2 separate regions of the Homo sapiens genome follow, and region 2 is linked to region 1. Evidence: read pairs that join two places in POLR2A ChIA-PET (ENCODE). Cell type or tissue: GM12878. All regions are shown on one strand. Each heading gives the region's core, and the rest is flanking DNA. Links, peaks and the distances in the headings are about the cores only. Region 1 holds the start of LOC105370820 (a long non-coding RNA gene). Region 2 overlaps GNB5 (G protein subunit beta 5).

The links. ChIA-PET counts read pairs that join two places held together with the same protein. Peaks named below come from ENCODE experiments on the same cell type or tissue, not always from the same donor. Only the 100,000 strongest peaks of a DNase experiment are listed, where the experiment ranks them.
Region 2: POLR2A ChIA-PET joins it to region 1 with 5 read pairs; 3 of 35 experiments call an interaction of 5 or more read pairs at or near these places.

The regions. Positions count from the first base shown.
Region 1 is chr15:52,220,137-52,222,940 of GRCh38, reverse strand. It overlaps MYO5C (myosin VC), which reads left to right. Exons shown (of 41, transcript NM_018728.4): 30 at 1,686-1,779. LOC105370820 (a long non-coding RNA gene) reads right to left here and starts at 1,781. Exons shown (of 4, transcript XR_007064638.1): 1 at 1,247-1,781. In GM12878, for the core only: no CTCF peak of the experiment used is centred there; a DNase peak (open chromatin) is centred at 973; H3K4me3 peaks cover 1,200 bases; H3K27ac peaks cover 2,186 bases.
Region 2 is chr15:52,134,521-52,137,324 of GRCh38, reverse strand. GNB5 (G protein subunit beta 5) reads left to right here. Exons shown (of 13, transcript NM_016194.4): 8 at 1,569-1,712. Among named protein-coding and RNA genes, the nearest start is that of BCL2L10, 23 kb to the right of the region's middle. In GM12878, for the core only: no CTCF peak of the experiment used is centred there; a DNase peak (open chromatin) is centred at 1,514; H3K27ac peaks cover 505 bases.

The DNA.
Region 1 (2,804 bases), core at 11-2,510:
TGACCTCGTGATCCGCCTGCCTCAGCCTCCCAAAGTGGCATAAGCCACCGTGCCCGGCCTTCAAATCTCACCTTTTCAAGGGCTTCCTCTTCCATGACGTGCATTCCTAGCCACTGCATTTGTCTCATTCTTTCTTCCAACTCATGCCTACTGGCCTGGAGAAATGCTTTAGGAATCTCCTCATTCAAAAAGCCATCTCTGTCTTAACCCCACACTGCTGTGGCCATCACCCATTTCTTTGGGGTCTTAGTCAGACTTACAAAGACCCTCTAGGCATACTTCCTCCGCACACCTCCCATTCACTGCCCACCACCCCATTCTGTCGTGTGTCCCCACCACTGGCTGACTCTGCCTGCACAGAGCTGAGCACTAAGGGTTCCTTTGCACCCTCATCTTACTCAGTGTCTCAGCAGCCTCTGGCGATGCTAATCTTGCCCTCTCTGCCTTGTTCTCTTGGCTTCCAGGACGCCCCGCTCTCCCAGCATTCTTGTCCCGCCTCACTGGCTGCTGCTCCCCTACTTCCTTACTACCCCCTCCTCTCCCTAAACTGAGAGTGTTAGGAAATCTCGGGGCTGTAGCAGCAGTTGAGGACCAGGGGTGGACACAGGGAACGGTAGTGGGGGACCTTTACATCTTTGTTTATTCCTTGGATGAAACTTTAATGAGGAATTTGCAGTGAGACCCAATTGCACATTCAAACAAGTACAGATGCTCCTCAGCTTACCATGGGGCTACGTCCCAATAAACCCATCGTATGCTGGAAGTATTGTATTGTAAGTTGAAAATGCATATAATACACCTGACCTACCAAGCATCGTAGCTTAGCCCAGCCTGCCTTAAACGTGCTCAGAATGCTTACATTAGCCTGTACTTGGGCAAAATCATCTAACACAAAGCCTATTTTTATAATAAAGTGTTGAATGTCTCATGTAACTTATCAAATACTATACTGAAAGTGAAACACAGAATGGTTGAATGGGTACTTGAAGTATGGTTTCTACTAAATGCATATCACTTTCACACCATCACAAACTCGAAAAATAGTAAGTTGAGCCATCGTAAATCAGGGGCTGTCTGTATTCTTCATTTAGACTTCAGAGGCCTGGATCTCAGCCACTCAGTTTTAAAATGAGCATGTTTATAAACTTGGGGAAGGAAAAAAAACCCTGTTTTAACCTAACTGGGGGTGGAGGCGATGGACATGTAAAGAAATATACAGATAGGGACAAAGGATTGAGAAACTTACCGGGTGATTCCAGACCTCCACTAACAGAGCAGTGCATGTCCTTGAATTCAAAAGTAGCAGTGGGACCCTTTGAGATGGCTTTTCCTGTTCCTAGATGAGGAGACGATGGCTCTGGGCTTGGACCAAAGACGCTGGCTGCCATTTCTTCACCTAATTCCTCCCTCAACTCAGCATAGGATTTCTATACATGTACACATCCTTCTCTCCCTGTCGTAGCTGTGTGAGAACTGCTTCCTCTGAGCATACTGGTGTTTCCTGAGACTATATAGGTTTTGAGGTTAAAAAAAAATGTTAATCCAGTCTAATGTCGTGGCTAGCTCTTTTACACAGCTATCTGTTCTGCAGGCTGAACACCAAGATAGTTCAGTTTGCTTCTAAGATTTTAAAGTTCATAGATAAAAGTATTTTATATTCTAATATTTCTAATTCTTCTCTAAAGATGATCCCAGACTTTAAACAGCAAATTTCAGAATTGGAGAAACAGAAGCAAGATCTTGAAATCCGCCTGAATGAACAAGCTGAGAAAATGAAAGGTAACTGAAACCCTCATTAACCTGCTTTTAGAAAACGGTTTCCTGTACCCCGGAAATGACATTGAAATGTCCTTGTACTCAGGGCTTTTAAACTCTGGTTCTCTAGGGGGCTGGGCAGGTAACAAATGTGAGAAGGGGGCTAGTTGAAAGATATGGGAAGGTATGTAGGACATTTAAAGGAGGTGCAGGCTGAGTGCAGTGGCTTACACCTATAATCCCAGCACTTTGGGAAGCGGTGATGGGTGGATCATTTAAGGCCAGGAGTTCGAGTTTGAGACCAGTCTGGGCAATATGATGAAACCTCATCTCTACAAAAAAAATTTTTTTTTTTTTTTTTGAGACTGAGTTTCGCCCTTGCCCAGGCTAGAATGCAATGGTGCGATTTCGGCTCACTGGAGCCTCCGCCTCCCGGGTTCAAGTGATTCTCCTGCCACAGCCTCCTGAGTATATCAAATTACAGGCACCCACCACCACACCCAGCTAATTTTTTTTTTTTTGTATTTTTAGTAGAGATGGGGTTTCGCCATGTTGGCCAGGTTGGTCTTGAGCTCCTGGCCTCAGGTGATCCACCTACCTTGGCTTCCCGATGTTCTGGGATTACAGCCGTGAGCTACTGAACCCAGCCCAAAAATTTTTTTAAAATAAGTCAGGCTTGGCAGTATGCGCCTGTAGTCCCAGCTATGTGGGAGACTGAAGTGGAAGGATTACTTGAGCCCGGGAGGTGATGGCTGAAGTGAGCCGTGGTTGTGCCACTGCATTCCAGCCTGGGTGACAGAGTGAGATCCTGTCTCTGAAAAAACATACAAAAAAATAAACAGGCTGCTGCCTCCAAGCTCCACTGATTGTTGCCCAGTGGGAATGTGGGCCCAGTATTGCTAGAGATTCCTATTTTTAAAGAAAACCCAGGAATCCAGATTTTTATGTGGAATATTTATGTGGAACAATTTTTAAATGATGGTTTAAAAATGTTTAAACATTGTTCAGACCAAATAAAAGTTAATCTCTGTCTGGATACAGTTTAAGAC
Region 2 (2,804 bases), core at 259-2,758, 86 kb after region 1:
CTGGGTTTGGGACCCTCCTGTGTGCACACCTGGATCCCAGCACTTCTCATGCTGTTGTCATTGATCCTTGTCTACTGGTGATGTCAACTCCCCAAGCGAACATCAGAAATACTTGCAACCAAGCAAAGCTAAGGTTATCTGACCTGCCACAGTAAGGGAGAACCTCCACTTGGCAGAATCTTAGTAGGTTCTGAAAATGGAGGAATTAGGGAAGGGTACTTAGAGGATTTCAGGGTCCAGGCTTGGTGATTTTAAGGTGGGTCTTGCAAGGCCGTTTTAGCTTTGGATTGGTGAGCCCAGCAAGCGAACAGTCTTTGAGTCTGGATGAGCAAGCTGTTAATCTTGGTAAGTTGTCTAATCGATTCACAGTCTTTTCTCCCAGGAGCAGGTATTTTCTGCAGCAAGCAGTTAAGTTATTTTTACTTGGTCTCAATATGGTTTAACATAGTAACAGGAAAGTTGGCCTGGTCCCAGAATTGTTTAACACAGGGATGGGGAATTATGTTGGTTTCATTCTTACTGGCAATCCTATTAAACTGAGTTCTGGGAGAACAGAAACTGAGACACAATCTTTCTGCAAACCCTCATGCATTAGCAGAGTGCCTGGCAGACACTGTCAGCACACAGCAGATGTTTCTTGAACCTGTGTATGCGTGAATATCCTCTGGCACCCGTCAGTGGTCCTGGGAAGCCTCTGGGCAGCACTGTGCTCGGGAAAAGCAGCAACAGAGAATGTCCAACAAGATGCTGCCTAGACCCCTGCTGCTCCCAGTGTGCCCCGTGACCAGCCTCAGCATTCCCTGGGAGCCTGTGAGAAGTGTAGACGCTCAGGCCCCACCCCAGACTCTATTAGCAAGCAGCCCAGTGATGTGTATGCATCAGTATCCAAGAAGCACTTTAAGTTTTTGGCCTGCACAGCAGTGGGAGGCATCGAAGGTTTTAAACACTCAGTAGAGACTCACGGAACACTTCCTACGAGCCAGGCATGTGTAGAGCCCTGTAGGTACCACCATGAGGCCGCCAGGATTTCAGCTCTGCTGGGAGGCAGGCATATAAACACAACTCAAGGACTGTGAGGGTAGGAAATGCACTCTTTCCTTCTTTGTATAGAAGAGAGATTTCTGTGCATGAACCCAGATACAGCAGGTAGGGTGTGTGTGTGTGTGTGTGTGTGTGTGTGTGTGTGTGTGTGTGTGTGTGTGTGTGTGTGTTTTCTGCTTTTCCCTGTGTGTGTGTGTGTGTGTGTGTGTGTGTGTGTGTTCTGCTTTTCCCTGCAAAACGTTAAGCCTCTGATTGACTGCCCCCGGCATAAGCAATAACCACAACCATATAAACACAACTCAAGGACTGTGAGGGTGTAGGAAATGCACTCTTTCCTTCTTTGTATAGGAGAGAGATTTCTGTGCATGAACCCAGATACAGCAGGTAGGGTGTGTGTGTGTGTGTGTGTGTGTGTGTGTGTGTGTGTGTGTTCTGCTTTTCCCTGCGGAACGTTAAGCCTCTGATTGACTGCCCCCGGCATAAGCAATAACCACAACCACCCACTTCCTGTCCTTTTCTGCGGGCAGATCCTGACAGCGAGCGGCGATGGCACATGTGCCCTGTGGGACGTGGAGAGCGGGCAGCTGCTGCAGAGCTTCCACGGACATGGGGCTGACGTCCTCTGCTTGGACCTGGCCCCCTCAGAAACTGGAAACACCTTCGTGTCTGGGGTAAAGACCCAGTGGAAATTCCCTAGGGCTCCTGTGTCCACTAAGGAGGCTTATGGTGGCAGTTCTTGTCCATTCATGGGATTAGCCTAGGCACTTCCCTAGAAGGGGCTGCAGGAATTGTTCTCAACTCCCCACTAAACCCCCAGCTCCTGCAGTGACCGCACTGGCTCCAGGCCCCTCTCGGGGGCTTGGTGGGCAGCTACAGGGCTAAGCTGTGAGGGCCTCCTTCTGTTCTGCCACTGATGTTAGCAGTCTATAGAGTAATCTGGAATGTTCTCCTGTATGAGTGCTGCAACTCAAGGTGCATATCTGCCACATTTTAAAATGTCATTCCTCAAGTAAATAGCAGAGAGTTAGCATCTGAGAGCATCAGAGATGCGCACAAGGGCATGGCAGGTCAGATGGCTACTGAGCTGAGGCAACGCTGTGATGCCACCAGGACTTTGAGGCCTGTGGGGCACTCTCCTACCCTACCCCTGCCAGCCACCATCCTCCCTCCCATCACAGGGTGCAAGAAACAGAGGCTTTGAAAGCTCAGAATTGGCAGACAGGGCCACAGAGACTCAGAGAAGCACTAGACTAGGAGTCAGGGTGCCTGGGTCAGGGCTTTGCTACCTGACTGTAAGTCGCATCCGCTATAAGTTGGCCATAGTGCATAGTGGTATTTGCACTTCCCCTCCCCAGGATGGTACAAGCAGTAGATGGAAGAGTTTGCAGTGTGTATGCAAATGGGAGGGGCAAGTCTTTCTGGGGCCAGCCTGAGAATAAGGACAGAGAGCTGGGCCAGCTGACCTTACCATGGGTCCTGTCTCACCTCCGTCAGGAGGCAGTGGTGAGACAGGACAGTGACGCACACACTGTCAGGTGACTTCTGCAGCTGGGACACATAAGGGACCTTTGCTCCAGGCTGCCCACATATCGATCCTGGGAGCCAGGCCAGGGCTGTATGAGCTGTAGTTAGCAGGGACCCTGATTTTCTTCCTGGGTATTTGGCCATGTGTAGATGTTTCAACCCTGTGCCTTGGTATCACTGTATTTATCTCTCCTCAACTCTACTGTGTTTTTAAAAAATTACTGCTATTACTGTAGATC